Regions from separate parts of the Homo sapiens genome. Here region 2 is linked to region 1. A link is a contact called in ENCODE Hi-C or POLR2A ChIA-PET data. All regions are on one chromosome and are shown on one strand. The core of a region is the stretch at or near the end of the contact, and the rest is flanking DNA. Distances in the headings are between cores, read along the strand shown.

The links. A loop is a pair of places that touch in the nucleus more often than their neighbours do. ChIA-PET counts read pairs that join two places held with the same protein, here RNA polymerase II (POLR2A). Pooled maps may share reads with other maps.
Region 2: a pooled map shows a loop between it and region 1 (5-fold over the local background). The contact joins the promoter of ABRAXAS2 here to the enhancer-like site in region 1. A Hi-C loop is called at or near these places in 1 of 37 single-sample maps with no recorded cell type and 7 of 50 pooled maps. POLR2A ChIA-PET finds 5 or more read pairs at or near these places in 7 of 52 experiments (CD4-positive, alpha-beta T cell, GM10248, H1 and 4 more).

The regions. Positions count from the first base shown.
Region 1 is chr10:124,668,312-124,675,976 of GRCh38, reverse strand. The region is part of intron 4 of FAM53B (family with sequence similarity 53 member B); the gene reads left to right. Among named protein-coding and RNA genes, the nearest start is that of FAM53B-AS1, 32 kb to the left of the region's middle. RefSeq lists enhancers at 1,900-2,523, 4,163-4,457, 4,796-5,329. Within about 2 kb of position 4,008, at least 19 of the 41 ENCODE cell types and tissues checked have a DNase peak (open chromatin) inside an H3K27ac peak, as active enhancers do; they include CD4-positive, alpha-beta T cell, where a contact is called at or near this core.
Region 2 is chr10:124,798,701-124,806,365 of GRCh38, reverse strand. It overlaps ABRAXAS2 (abraxas 2, BRISC complex subunit), which reads right to left and starts at 4,547. Exons shown (of 9, transcript NM_032182.4): 1 at 4,465-4,547. The coding sequence starts at 4,536. RefSeq lists a silencer at 4,272-4,351 and enhancers at 3,840-4,393, 4,452-4,721, 4,394-4,948.

The DNA.
Region 1 (7,665 bases), core at 2,759-5,258:
TAGTGGAGGTCTTAGAATCCTCCTCTTGGCAGTCTTGGCAGCCATTGCTAATTGATGGGTAATTGAACGTCATCCACCATCTCTGTTCTAATCCCCTCACTTGAGGATGAAGCCTCTAGAGTACAGGAAGAGTTGGGGCCTTGCCCAAAGTCACATGGTGAGGCACCTCGGAAGGTGGGAACCCTGACCTCTTGACCCCAGGCTCAGTGCTCCCACTGCTGTGCTTGGTCCTGGGTGAGGACCAATCAGCTGGCCCTTCCAGAGGACTGATGCACATGGGGCATAGAGAGTGTGGCAGTGAGAAGTGGGAGCTTCGGAGTCAGATAACTGGGGGTGTGTCCCCATTCTGCCACTTTTGAGCTGTGTGCCCCAGGCCTCATGTCTGTGTCTGTAAAATGGGAATGGCAGTGCCTGTTGCTCATGAGTGTGGGAGGAATCATGTCGCATGGATCTGGCACACGGTTGGCACTCAGCAAATGCCAGCTTTGATGAACAAAGAAAGCCCGGGCCTGCTGCAGCCTTTCTTCTGTTGCTCCCATGGTAGCTCGCCCCACACCCTCTGCTGCTCTGGGCAGTGTCCTGGGCTCTCCACTCTTGGTGGGCCGGGATCCTGCCAGCTGTGGCGCATGCTGGCATCAGGCTTCCAGGAGACTAGTTTCAGCTCTAGTCCTCATCTTCCCTGCTTCCCTTCCTTCCTTTCCCTCCCTTTCTTTCCTTTCTTTTGACGGAGTGTTGCTCTGTCACCCAGGCTGGAGTGCAGTGGTGAGATCTCGACTCACTGCAGCCTCCGCCTGGATCCCTCCTTTCTGTCTCTAGTCACAGCCCTCAGGTTGCACAAGCAATCTGCTTAAGGTCACTGGGATCGGGGCCGAGTGTTGCCACAATAGCTTTGATCTCCTGGGGAAGAGGAGTTCATCTGGGGACTGCTAAGGAGGCAGCTTTTAGTGCCACTTGGTGATTTCCACGCTTCAATTGAGAGCCATCCTGAGCAGAGAATGTTTGAGAAGCTATGAGACTCTGGGAGGCCCCGGCTCTCTGAAGTAGGGGCCCTTTCCTAAGCCAGCCGCTCAGATGAGAGCCCCGGCCATGCTGGGAGTGCTCTTGGCTTGCCAGGCCCTGCTCTGGTGCTGGCAAAGAGGCTTGGGAGGCCCTAGCAGGCGCTGCCCTTGGGAGGCCACAGCCTATGGGCCAGAGGGAGAACAAGGCCTTACCAGCTGAGGCCTCACCACATCTGAGGACATCGCCAGTCTTGCTTCATGGAAGCCAGAGTAAGAAAGGCTTGTGGGTCAGCTGGCTCTTGCCCCTTTGACTGGTTCAACTCCAAGGGCCCACAGAGGAGGGTTTAGAGAAACCCTAATGTCGTTCCCAGGCTTCTGAAGGAGAAGCAGGGAGCGTGGGCTGAGACGAGGAGACAGAGGGCTGGTGGGAGAGCAGGGCCTCAGCCTGGAGCCCTGCCCATGGAGTGAGCCCCATCCTCATCCTGGACAACTGATGGAACCTCTTCATGGTTCATTTTCCCCATCCTCGAGGAAGGGTGGCGACACCCTCTCTCACTGTGTTAAATGTCTCATTAAATGAATTCATTTGTATGAAGCGCTTGGAGCTTAGTTCTGTGTGCCCAGGACACGTGCTCAGTAAAAGTTGGCTGCCATATTGGGAGTCACACTTTAGGAGTAAGGGGAGAAATTTGGCAAAAGGAGGGGCCTGCTGCTCATCCAGTGTGAACTGTCCTCCCCTCAGGAATTCTTTGTCTCTGCAGCGCTGAGGTGCTCTGCCGCATCCCTGCTCCCCAGAAGAAGGCCTCACCTGAGGGCGCAGCTGAGTTGTTGAGCGGTGCTGCTGGGGTATGAGTCCCGGGCTCTGTAACTCTGAGGGCAGGGTTTTGCCTTATTGCCACGTGGTAGAGGCCTCTCATATCCTAAGGGAAAGAGAGGTGCACTGTCGTTGGAACACAGCTGCTGTTGGAGTCAGAAGAGCTGGGTTTGAGAGGCACTCTGCCACCTGGCTGTGTGGTGACTGTGAGCCCGTTGCCCTGCTTCTCTGAGCCTTGGGTTTCTGACCATGCATGCATCTGCCCAGGTGTAGCCATGGGCGTCAGGTTATCTGGGAAGCCAACACACTGCAGGTTCCTAGACGTTGTCCAAGAGAGTCTGAATTAGCAGGTCTGGGGCAGAGCCCCAGTACCTCGGGGTCCCAGAAGCTCCCTAGGTGAGTCTGGGGCTTGTGGGGGCAGCAGAGATGGGCACATTCCTAGCCCAGTGACTCCACAGATGCCCAGGGACTAGTTTTGTGTCATATGGAGATGGCATTGAGAGTTCAGGTCCCTCAGTCAGGAGGTACCAGCTCAGCCTGGATTAGGAAGGGCCTGACCTGGAGGAGGGATCCAGGTCCTAGGGCGAGTGCCCACTGAGCTGCTGTACCCAGCAGAGCAATGGTGTCCCCGCCTGCCAATGAAACTTCCCATGCAGGAGGGCTCGGGGTTAACTTATGCTGAGTCGAGTACAAGGCGCTGCTTCAGAAATGTCTGGAAAGCCTGTTCTAGTATATAGGGTTGAACGTTTCCGAGGCAAGTTCTCATGGGTGGGTTGTTAAGGGCAAGTTCCACACCCTGTTTGATATCCTGCCTTGTGTGCAACGGCAGAGTGAATGAATGACAGGAACCCTGAGTGCAGAGTAGAAGCATTAGAGGGTTTTAAGCAGGGGAGCAATAGCACCCCTTAAAAAGCTCCTTTGGGACAACAGTGAGCAGCATGGACTGTAGGTTCTGGGGGAGGTGGGGAGGCCAGGCAGGAGGCTATTGGCAAACATGAAGGTGGGCTAGACAAGGGTGGGGGCAGTGGAAGTGGTGATAGGCATAAGGGGCTCAAGAAATGTTCTCGAGGTGAAAGCAGCAGGGCTGGCTTCCAACTCACCCTAGTCATAGGCCTCACTGGGCAGAGAATCAATTATCCTAATCCCCAAAGGTGGCAACTTTCTTTAAGCTACCCTGTTTAGTGTGTGCTCATTGTAAGTCCCTCTTGTTATTTAACCTGCAGCCCTCACTTTGACTGTATTTCTTCTTGATCTGTTCTCAGTAGAACTGAAATCCAGTGGATCACCATGACCTATTTTGTCTCTGTATGAAGGTATCTATGGGACTGTCTTACCCCCCAGTCCTTGCACATCTGTGATTTGCTAGCCCAGCTGCTCCTTGCCACTGGGGAGGCCCCATTCCTTACCCTTTCCTGTCAGCCCTCAGTTTGCAAACCTCTGACTCCTTTGCCCAAGCTTCTCTGTTCTTGTCCATTTGAAAGTGGCTGCGCATTCTGAACTCTGGGCTGGAGAAGGGCTGGGGGCAGCTTAGGGCCACAGGAGGATTCTTTCATGGTTTCTAGCGCTTGTCACGCTGGATCTTGTCTCAGCTGTGCCACATCTGGTCAGTTTACAACAGCTGGGACAGCAGCTCCGGGAAACAAGGGGCCTGTGATGGCCTCCTCGATTCTCCTAATGAAGCCTAGTAATCCCCAGCTGGGCCTCAGAGGATGCAGCGAAAGGGAGGCCTGGCCAACCCCAGGAGGATTTCGGCATTCCCTGCCTTATTCCTGCTTCCTGATCCGGGACATCAGGAGAACGCCTCGTGGGAAGCCCCTCCCAGCCCGAGGTTAGCATGGTGCCTGCGGGCTGTTGAGAGCCCAGTGAGGGCCAGAGCAGGAAGCACAAATAGGTGCATCACGGAGATGGGTGTGGGATGGAGACGGAGCTGTGCCCAGAGCCCAGCACGGCTGGTGCCTGACCGGGCCTTTTCCCGACACCATGCAGGCTGCTGCCCTTTGTGGGTCCATCAGTGTGAAGCCTTTACTTTAGCCCACTTCGCCTTTGGCAGCATGAGCCTCTGTCGCCCCAGGCACTGCATCAGTAGAGAATTTCTCCTGCTGACAGGAGCCCATTTATGTACCATTTTTGTGGTATCAGCCATCCGGAATTACCACTCTTTCTTGCAACTTCAAGCCACAGTCAAGAAATCAGAAAGCAAATGCCACACGAAGAACAAACCCTTTGCTGCAGTCCCCATGCTGGCGGGAACTTGGTTTGACTAGACTCAGAGTGGGTGTTAATTGCCTATTTATGGCCAAAAGATTAACAATGCCTCCTTTGAAAGTTAGACATAGTAGAGCTCTTGGATAATTCCTTTTTGGGAGGGGGAGGAGTGGCTTAAAAAAAAAAACTCTTGGAAAACAAAAGCAACAGTTGGTTGCAAAATATAATGCAACCACCAGAGGCTTAGTTTGTGAGCAGTAACGCGAGCTCACATCAGTAATGTGTCACCAGAGGTCATCAGGCACCCCACCCTCTCCCTGAAGGGCCACAGACTGCATTTACTCCTCATGGAGTAGTGGTGGCGGTATGGAGGCCCCCGCTGTTTCCCTGCTGGAGCTCTGTGGGTGGAGTGGGTGAGGCAGGCCTCCTGGATCAGCCAGGGCCTGTTGGGGACAGAAACCAGCCCGTTAGATCCAGGTGAATTCACTGTGAGCAATGGTTAGCTAGGTTTCTGAAAATCTGAAAAGCCAAGAAGAGAAAACGAAGTATTAATATCATGCAGAAGCAGCTACAGGAAGCTGCTCCCCACCTTGGGCTAGGGGACCCCAGGGCAGAGACTGCACTTCTGAAAGCTTGGCAGCGTGGAGTCCATTGGCCGCACAGGGCTGGGGCAAGACCTGAGAGGCAGGGGCGCCGGCTAGCTGGTCCCGCAGAAAGGGAAGGTGATGAAATTGGTTCTGTGAATGTTGGAAATGCAGCAAATGGGAAGCAACTGCTGTGAATGGAGCAGATTGCTCCTGCAGGTCACGCGGCATGGCTGGGTGACGGTGACAGCACAGGAAGCAGACGGGGAGATGTACGGCTGCCTCTGTCCCCCAGCCTGGCTCTGCTCAGCATCCTTCAGTTAAGCGCTGTCTAACGTTCTCCAGCGGGGCGGGAGATCTCTTCTAGCGCGCATCGCAGCTCCGTCCTAGTTCTTCACTCAGCAGATCCTTGCCTGGAGTGTGCTGGCCACCTGGCATTCAGCTAGGCCCTGGGGATGTTTCTGCAATGCAGAAAGGGGGATGGATGTCATTCAGGCCTACAACAGGCAGGCAGGGCCCTTTCTGATGGCAATATTTGTGCTAATGAGAATCCAGCAGGCCAGCGTGGTTTGGATCACCAGGCAGGATGAGAGGAGGTGGAATGGGAAGTGGCCAGCTTTAGATTGGAGGGACAGGGAGGCCTTGTTGAGGAGGTGACATTGGCACAAAGTCACAGATGATGAGATGTGTTCAGCTTTGCAAAGATAATCAGGGAGAATGTCCTGAGTAGAGGGAAGGCAAGCCCCAGAGGTGGGAGTGGGTGTGGTGAGTGCAGGGCATGGCGAGGCTGCGGTGACTGGGGTCGGAGTGGGCGTGGTGAGCGCAGGGCACAGTGAAGCTGGGGGGACAGGTTCCTGAGTCGGGGGTGCAAGGGATGCTTGAGATGTCGGCAGGGCCATCACGGTTGGCCTTGCAGGCTGGGGTGAGGAGCGGGCTTTTTGCCTGGAGCGCAGGGTTGGAATGCCATCAGGGCTCTGGGGCCAGGATCTGATGGGATACTCAGTCACCTGCCTTACCTGACTGCTATGCTTATCTTCCACCTTGGGGGTTCGACCGCAGACGGCCCCAGGGAAACCGGTTCAAGGAGGTCACGGCAAGAAGGCACATGAGGGTGAAAGCATACCAGAGAGATGCTTAGGCAGGGCCCCAGTGTCGGGGACAGGCTCAGAGGAAGTTAGTCAGGCACCTCTGCAAGTGCCTCTCATGGTGATGAGTGTCACCGCCCGCCCTCTGTTGCTGGACAGTGGCAGCGAGTGGCCTGAGGCTCACAGGGGTGTCTGAGTTCTCCCCTCCCATATCTGCACACACATCAGCCTCACCCTGGCTCTGGGAAGTGGGTCACTAACTCCTAATCCACGGGCCGGTGTTTGCAGGGCGTCCTCCCTCGGGTGTGTGGTCCTCACCCACCCTGTAATCCTCACCCACCCTGTAATCCTCACCCACCCTGTAATCCTCACCCACCCTATGGTCCTTACCCACCCTGTAATCCTCACCCACCCTGTGGTCCTCACCCACCCTGTGAGGGGCTCCTCCTGTTCTACTTTCCAGGGAAGAAAAGGGAGTGCCGAGGCCATGTACTTGCTGGCTGCGTGGCAGAGCGGTGAGTGGGATCCACTCACTCTTTGGCCCCGACAGCCCGTGGGCCCCCATGTCTCCATAGGGCTCCCTTCCTGGGGTGAGCTCCCCACCACTTGTGAAGCACAGGGCCCCGGGAAGTCTGGGATTTGCCCTAGGCTTTGGGTTCCCTGACGGTCAGGTAGGGATGGTGACATCCTCACGTGGGGCTGCTCCCAGCCTTTGGCCCAGGACCTGGTGCTCAGGTGGTGCTCAGAATGTGTGGCTGTTACTTACCACATCCTCCGGGCCCATCACCTGATGGATCAGTGAATCCCCGGTGGCCCTGACTTCTCCTCCCAGCCCTTGAGCAGACTCTGCATTTCTTGAGCTATGAGCAGGCTGGTAAAGCCGGGCACGGGGCTCAGAGAGAGGCTCTGTGGCCAGCACCATGGCCTCTCTGGAAGAGCGCTTTAGTTCTGCCTGGCACTGCGGTTCAGCTGTCCTGTTGTATAAGTCCGGGACACGAGGGAGAAGGGCCCAGTGATCTGGTGCTCTGCCACACTGAGCGGAGGTGTGTGGACAGTGCGCGTTACATCCCTCAAGTGGACACATCCAGAATGTGAAATAATCCTCTTACTGCCCAAAGCAGAACGTTTGTGAACCATTTTTTTGGTGACTTTGCTGAAGACCTCTGAGCCCTTGGCCACTGCCTTCTACCCCCTACACCCCCCAAAATGGCTTGTCTTGAATGGCGGGGAGGAGGTCCAAGCCAGCCCTGCACTTTCCCCAGGCCAGGGGCCTGGCTGGCCTCCGCTCTCGGGCCTCTTGGCAGCTGCTCCGGAGGCAGCACCGGATGCCCTCCACTCACTTCCCTCCGTGAGAGGCGCCTTTGGCACATCAGGCCTTGGGAAGGAGTGGCAGGAAAACCTGGCATTCTGTGTCCCAGAAGGAAAAGGCCTATCAGTGCCCATACTTGAAACTTGGCACACAAGGGGAAGGTGGTTTGAGGGCACACTGTAACGGTGGCTGTGCCGTACCGTGCTCCGCCAGGCCTGTTCTGTGCACACTTGCTGGGCCCACTCAGCCTCCATGAGGTCCCCTCTTGCCTCATGACCCCTGGCCCCACTTATCAGCTGCCTCTTTGCTCTTGTGCCTCCCTAGGAAGATGAGACAAGGAGAGCACCCTTGTGGGTTGCCTGGGTCTTGTCGTGCCTTTCTGGCTCTGTACCTTGTGTCCCCTTGTGGAAGGACAGGTCCTGCCTGGCATGGGCACAGTGCTGTGCTCTTGTCTGCCAGGCAGTTCTAACTGAAAGTGCATTGCCCGTATCCCCCTTGCTAGTTGGTAGCCAGCTTTAAACAAGCCTGATTCACCTAGAGAGTTTCCATCTCACTGTAATCTAGAACAGTCTTGGGCAACAGAATTTTCTGAGAATTGATGGCAAATAAACATGGGAATAAATACCCTGCGGCAGGGGAGCCGGTGGCTAGAAACACCCTGCTGTGGGGG
Region 2 (7,665 bases), core at 3,298-5,797, 130 kb before region 1:
TTAAATTCCCTATCATCCACATGAACCTTTTTCTTGTCTTTTTTTTTTTCTTTTTTTTTTGAGACGGAATCTTGCTCTGTCACCCAGGCTGGAGTGCAGTGGCGCGATCTCTGCTAACTGCAAGCTCCACCTTCCGGGTTCATGCCATTCTCCTGTCTCAGCCTCCTGAGTAGCTGGGACTACAGGCACCCGCCACCATGCCTGGCTAATTTTTTTTTTTTTGTATTTTAGTAGAGACGGGGTTTCACCGTGTTAGCCAGGATGGTCTCGATCTCCTGACCTCGTGATCCGCCCACCTGGGCCTCCCAAAGTGCTGGGATTACAGGCGTGAGCCATCGTGCCCAGCCGAACCTTTTTCTTTAATAAATGCAGGGGTTAACTTATTTACACTTTTGGAGGGCATTTACCACCACAGTTGATTGGCTCATTACCTACTCTTTGTGTACTTGCGCCATGTTCTGCACAAGCACAGCTGGGAGAAGACATACTCTAAATCCTAAAGTAACTTTCCTATACAGAGGGTTGAACTGAGAAGCTGTCCTGGAATCTCTCTCCCCAGATATCACACGGCTTACTCCTTTCCTTCATTCAGGTCTTTACTCAAATGGCACCTTAGCGGAGAGGCCTTGCCTGACCAACTTAATGGAAATAGCATCTGCCAGGCACTCTGCCCCCTTTACCTTACATTCTTTTTCTTCTTGGTCTTCTCACTATCCATCATATTACATATTTATAAATAAATACATTTATTATCCCTTGCCAGAATGTAAACTCCACGAGAGCAGGGACTGTGTGCTTATTCACTGCTCTATCTCAGCACCCAGCACAATGCCTAACACTTAGTAGGTGCCTCACTAACAGTGGTTGAATAAATTTGTTGAAACAATGCCCTTGTACGATATATCCTTCTATTCTAAGTTGATCCTTCAAATCAATTAATGAAGTTTCCTGTTTAAAAACATTTCCAGTTTAAAGTGAGAATCTATGGGAGTGGGGAAAGACAGACACTTTTTTTTTTTTTTTTTGAGACGGAGTCTCGCTCTGTCGCCCAGGCCGGACTGCGGACTGCAGTGGCGCAATCTCGGCTCACTGCAAGCTCCGCCTCCCGGGGTTCACGCCATTCTCCTGCCTCAGCCTCCCGAGTAGCTGGGACTACAGGCGCCCGCCACCGCGCCCGGCTAATTTTTTGTATTTTTAGTAGAGACGGGGTTTCACCTTGTTAGCCAGGATGGTCTCGATCTCCTGACAAGACAGACACTTTACAGCCTAGTTTTTGTATTTGATTTGAGGAGGGGGAGTGTCCTAAAATACCAAATAATCACAAAGCATTTCTTAAACTTAGGAAATACATAGGCCGGGCACGGTGGCTCTTGCTTGTAATCCCAGCACTTTGGGAGGCCAAGGTGGGTGGACTGCCTGAGGTCAGGAGTTTGAGACCAGCCTGGCCAACATGGAGAAACCCCGTCTCTACTAAAAATATAAAAACTAGATGGGTGTGGTGGTGCGCACCTGTAATCCCAGCTACTAGAGTGGCTGAGGCAGAAGAATCGCTTGAACCCAGGAGACAGAGGTTGCAGTGAGCCAAGATTGTGCCACGGCACTCAAGCCTGGGTGACAGAGCAAGACTCTGTCTCAAAAAAAAAAAAAAGAAAGAAAAAAAGAAATATATATATTCCCTTAAAAAAAAAAAACTCTCTGAGATCCAAAGGAGTGTCCATGACTACTAATTTGAGAAACACTGCCTAAATCAGCTTGTTTTACCCTAAGAAAATCTTTCAGTTATGAATTCTCACCATAAAAGCAGTTTTGTCTTGTCACAAGCAAAAGACAAACAAAACAAATACCCACTTTCAAAAAATCAAAGTGAAAAAATAATTTCATATTCACACAGAACTTTAGACTTAAGAACATAGCTAGATTCCTAGTATTCTACAGCACTGGGTTGCTGGATTTAGCAAAAGATACAAGACACACAATAAAATTTTAATTTCAGATAACAAATAATTATTTTGTAAGTTTTGGGATATACTTATACTATAAATAAATTGCTATTTATCTAAAATTCAAATTAACTGAGTGTGCTGTATTTCATCTGGTAACCCTACAACAGTCTTCCATTTGTGGAATAATGATATAACTCAACAGTGACATCAAGAAATTCTAGGTCAGATGCGGTGGGTCACGCCTGTAATCTCAACACTTTAAGAGGCCAAAAACGGAAGATCGCTTAAGGCCAGGAGTTTGAGATCAGCCTGGGCCACATAGCAAGACCTTGTCTGTAATTTTTTTTTTAAAAGGACATTCTAAAGCCAAGTACAAGTGGAATGTTTATACATCTACTGGTCTGGATTATCTGAGCCAATGTTCCTTTATAGTAGGAGTTGGCAAACTATGGCATGGGGACTAATTCCAGCCTAATGCTTATTAATGTACGGCCTGTAAGCTAAAAATGGTTTCTATGTTATTTTATTATTATTATTTTTGTAGCCCAGGCTGGAGTGCAATGGCGCGATCTCGACTCACCACAACCTTTGCCTCCCGGGTTCAAGCGATTTTCCTGCCTCAGCCTCCCTAGTAGCTGGGATTACAGGCATGTGCCACCACGCCTGGCTAATTTTATATTTTCAGTAGAGACGGGGTTTCTCCTTGTTGGTCAGGCTGGTCTTGAACTCCTGACCTCAGGTGATCTGCCCGCCTCAGCCTCCCAAAGTGCTGGGATTACAGGCATGAGCTACCGTGTCCAGCTAATAAGAGTCACTTGAATCTTTTATTGTCTATAGATGCTTTCTCCCAATAATAGCAGAGTTGAATAGTTGCTATAGAGACCATATGGCTTACAAAGCCTACAAAGTTTACTATCTGGCCCTGTACAGAAAAGTATGGTAGCCCCAGGTCTACAAATGAGTGGTTTTAAATTAATTTCTTGACTGGACAAAATAAGTATGTACTACAAAAGTAAATTGTTGGTTCTTCAACCTTAAAATTGAAATTATTTTCAAGGATTCCACATCTATAATTGTGGCAAAGTTAATATAAACAGGCATGGTCATATAAAACACAGTTGCAAACTATTGGCATTGGTGAAAATTTCTATGAAGTCAAGCACCACGCCTTGCAGAGTAGATATTAAGGGATATCTCTTGAATTAATTTTTTTCAACAGGTAGCTGCTTGTTCTTACAGTAATCTTGCCATATACATAAACTGTGATATTAGTAGGCATTCAAGAAATAAAGGACCCATTTTTAATAGTCCATGGACACTAGGGGTATCACAAACCCTTACATATGGAACTATATTACATTATTAAATAGCTGGTTGTAGTACCCTAGGCCATAGTCTTCAAAGCTGCTTCTGGAAAAACCCATGATGTATATATTCCTATTCCTATCATTAAGTTCTACCATCAACACTGAAGAGATGAAAGGTACAATAATTTAATTGCATTCAATTTACTAATGGAATCACCTCCCTGTGAAATCAGTTTTTATTAATGGAAGCTAAGATTGCTGACATCAAACCAAATGCAGTTCCTCCTTCTGCAGTGTACCATTTTGCTTTGTAATGACAACCAAAAACCCCACACATAGGTTTAATGAGTTTGAATCATTCACTATTAACATCACTTAAAATAATCCCCCAATTTGGTGGCCAAATTATATACCTCCTTTAAGAGAGAAGTGATCTAGTTTCACAAAGCATTTCCAATCAGAGGCCAATGACGTTAAAAGACAATTTGTAAAATAAAGACACTGAAACAGACAGGATCTGCTCCTCCTGTGGGCTCACAGCCTATGCATTTCCCATCACTCAGTAGTGGGCCTGTCACTTCCCTATTTCACTGTGACTAGTGAAAGAACTAGTCACAAAGAACTAAACACGCAACTTCAAGGAAATACAAAATAGACCCTGCACCGAACGCTCCTGTATACATTCTCCATTTTGCATCAGGGCGAAGAAAACACACAACCGTGTCTAACAAGTATCAGTAGTGACAGCCACGGTTTCACTCGCAGCACCCCCACGACAACCTGCGAGACCGGCGGGCGGGGCTGAGTACCTCGCCTACTGGACTAAACGCCCGGCCTTTAGATTCCTTCCCGACCCCGTGCGCCCCTCTTAAGTCTAGAAGCCTGACTTTCAGGGAGGGGCAGGCGCTCGGTTTCCACCGAGCGACTCCTGACACTGCAGGAGGCCAGGTGGGACAGTTTTGCTGCACGGGAGACGGCTGTGCCGGGACGGCCGAGCGGCTGAGAGCGCGAAGCCAGGGGGCCTGTCCCAGGGGCGAAGGAGCCCCCAGAGGCAAGAGCTCACCGGGGGCGGGAGCCGCCCGGGTCACCAGCTCCTCCGGCCGGCCCTGGTGCCCAGGGGGCGAGCCGCATGAGGTCCCGGCTTGGCCGCGAGCGCCGGCCTGAGACAGAGGCTGAAAGCCCCCAGCGGGCGCGGCAGGGGGCCCGGCACCTACGTGGTCCGCGTTGCTGTTGGCGCTGTGGAAACACACAGCACTGAAGGTGTAGCCCGAAATGGACGCCGCCATGATGGAAATCTCCAGCTACCCCATCATGCCCCGCGGAGGGCACACGGCCTTCCGGACGGCCCGACCCCTTGGCATCATGGGAAGTGGAGTCTGCGGCGGGCAGCGGCCGAGGGCCCTGAGCGCTCACAGTCTTGAAGGCTGAGGAACGCCGGTTTTTGCGATCGGAAGGACCCCGGCACCGTATCCTCCGCAGGGGTGTCGCTCCCGACACGCCTCAGACAGCGGTTGATAGTTCCGCAAACAGTTCTTTCCCTTTGCAAGTGAAACCTTAGTATTAAAAGACAACATTCTAGCCGGGCGCAGTGGCTCACGCCTGTAATCCCAGCACTTTGGGAGGCCGAGGCGGGCGGATCACCTGAGGTCAGGAGTTCGAGACCAGCCTGACCAACATGGAGAAACCCTGTCTATATTGAAAATACAAAAACTAGCCGGGCGTGGTGGCACATGCCTGTAATCTCAGCTACTCGGGAGGCTGAGGGAGGGGAATGGCTTGAACCCGGGAGGCGGAGGTTGCGGTGAGTCGAGATCGTGCCATTGCACTCCAGCCTGGGCAGCAAGAGCGAAGCTTCGTCTCAAAAAAAAAAAAAAAAAAAAAAAAAAAAGGCCAACATTTAGGCTGAGCGTGGTGGCTCGCGCCTGTAATCCCAGCACTTTGGGAGGCCGAGGTGGGCGGATCACGAGGTCAGGAGTTTGAGACCATCCTGGCTTACACGGTGAAACCCCGTCTCTACTAAAAATACAAAAAATTAGCCGGACGTGGTGGCGGGCTCCTGTAGTCCCAGCTACTCAGGAGGCTGAGGCAGGAGAATGGCGTGAACCTGGAAGGCGGAGCTTGCAGTGAGCCGAGATCGCGCCACTGCACTCCAGCCTGGGTGACAGACCAAGACTCCGTCTCAAAAACAAAACAAAACAAAAAGCCAACATTTGAGGCCGGGCGCGGTGGCTCATGCCTGTAATCCCAGCACTTTGGGAGGGGGGGGCGTGTGTGGGGAGTGTTAACCTGAGGTCAGGAGTGTTATGCGCGTTTGTGTGAAGAGACCACCAAACAGGCTTTGTGTGAGCAACAAGGCTGTTTATTTCAACTGGGTGCAGGCGGGCTGAGTCCGAAAAGAGAGTCAGCAAGGGAGATAGGGGTGGGGCCGATTTATAGGATTTGGGTAGGTAGTGGAAAATTACAGTCAAAGGGGGTTGTTCTCTGGTGGGAAGGGGCGGGGGTTACAAGGTGCTCAGTCGGGGAGCTTCTAAGCCAGGAGAAGGAATTTCACAAGGTAATGTCATCAGTTAAGGCAGGAACCGGTCATTTTCACTTCTTTTGTGATTCTTCAGTTACTTCAGGCCATCTGGATGTATACGTGCAGGCCACAGGGGATATGATGGCTTAGCTTGGGCTCAGAGGCCTGACAAGGAGTTCAAGACCAGCCTGGCCAACATGGTGAGACCCTGCCCACTCCCCTCTGCCCATCTCTATTGAAAATACAAAAACTAGCCGGGCATTCTGGTGCATGCCTGTAATCTCAGCTACTCAGGAGGCTGAGGCATGAGAATCGCTTGAACCCGGGAGACAGAGATTGCAGTGAGCCGAGATTGTGCCACTGCGCTCTGGCTCTGTCTCAAAGAAAAAAAAAAGGAAAAGAAAAAAGGCAACATTTACAAGCTCAAGGATGAAAGGATGGAGGAAATTCAGGCAAATAAACAGTTTGGTATAGTAGTGACATAATTTGATAACAGATAACACAATCACTTTGGCTGCAGAGTTGAGACTGTAGCGTCTTGGGGTGGGAGGGAAGTGAAACGGTGGTTCAAGTCACCATCATCTCTCTCTCTCAGAATTTTGTATCCTCTTACTCAGGGAGTCCGAACTGGTGGCAGTTTTGCCTCCCAAAATGGCATGTGGCAATGTTTGGAAACATTATCAGATATCATAATTCGGTGTCAGGTGCCACTGGCATCTGGTGGGTGGGTAGAGGCCAGAGAAGTGGCTAAACGTCTTACAGTGCACAACAACAGGCCCACAATGAAGAATTATCATCAGTGGTGACAAGGCTGAGAAACCCAGTGTTCCTGCTTCAGCTTTTAATCCCCTCCTTGCCAAATCTATGCTCAACATAGCAAGATGGTCAACATTTAAATGTAAGAACTAAACCATGTTGCTTCTTGGCCAAACACCAAATCTTGCCAAGACCTGGCCCCTATTACTTGTCTGACTTTATTACCTGCTACTGCCCCCTTTATTTACCGAGCTTCAGCTACATTAGTCTTCTTTCTGCTTCCTGGACGTCCCTAGCTCATTCCACTTTAGGGCCTTTGTGCTTGCTGTTTTCTTTGCTTGGGATGCTCTTCTCCCAGGCAGCTGCATGGTTTACTGTTTCTGCCCTAGATGATTTGATGTGCCACCGAGACCTCCTGTCTGCCTTGCAGGATTGATTGATTGCTGCAGGTCAGCTCTCTCCTATAAGTATACCTAGTTGAAGAGAGCTTCATTGCCTAAGGCCAGTCCTCCCTTTGTGGGCATCCAGCATTCAATGCCTGGTCGGGGTAGATGAAAAAAGGGAGGGCCAGGAGGGATTTGCTGAAATTCTGTTGTAGTGGTACCTCAGTCCAACTACTTCATTCAGCCAATCCTGCTTCTTTTTCTTCTCCAACAGATGATGATTCTCAGAGTACTCCCTAATCAACTTCCTCCCTGTTCATCTCAGTGTCACACTTTGCTCCCTGGGAACCAAACCTATGACAACCTCTTTTAGGTTTTCACTCAGTGCTGCCACCCCCTCAGAGAGTCCTTCCCTGGTACCCTATCAAGGATTGCAACCTTCACCCCATGTTCTCAATAGTACTTCCCTGTTTACTTTTCCCTTTACCACTTATCATCTAGCAGCAACGCTGTGTTATTCATCTTTCCTGTCCATTGTCTTTCCCCCTCTTCGAGCATGTTCTGAACTTCACGAAGACAGGGATTCTTCTTTTTTTTAATTTTTGTTTTTAGATATAGGGTCTTGCTCTGTCACCCAATAGCTCACTGCACGTCAAACTCCTAGACTCCAGTGATTGTCCTGCCTCAGCCTCCTGAGTAGTTGGGATTACAAACAAGAGACTCCACACCTAGCAAAGACAGGGATTCCTGCTTATTTA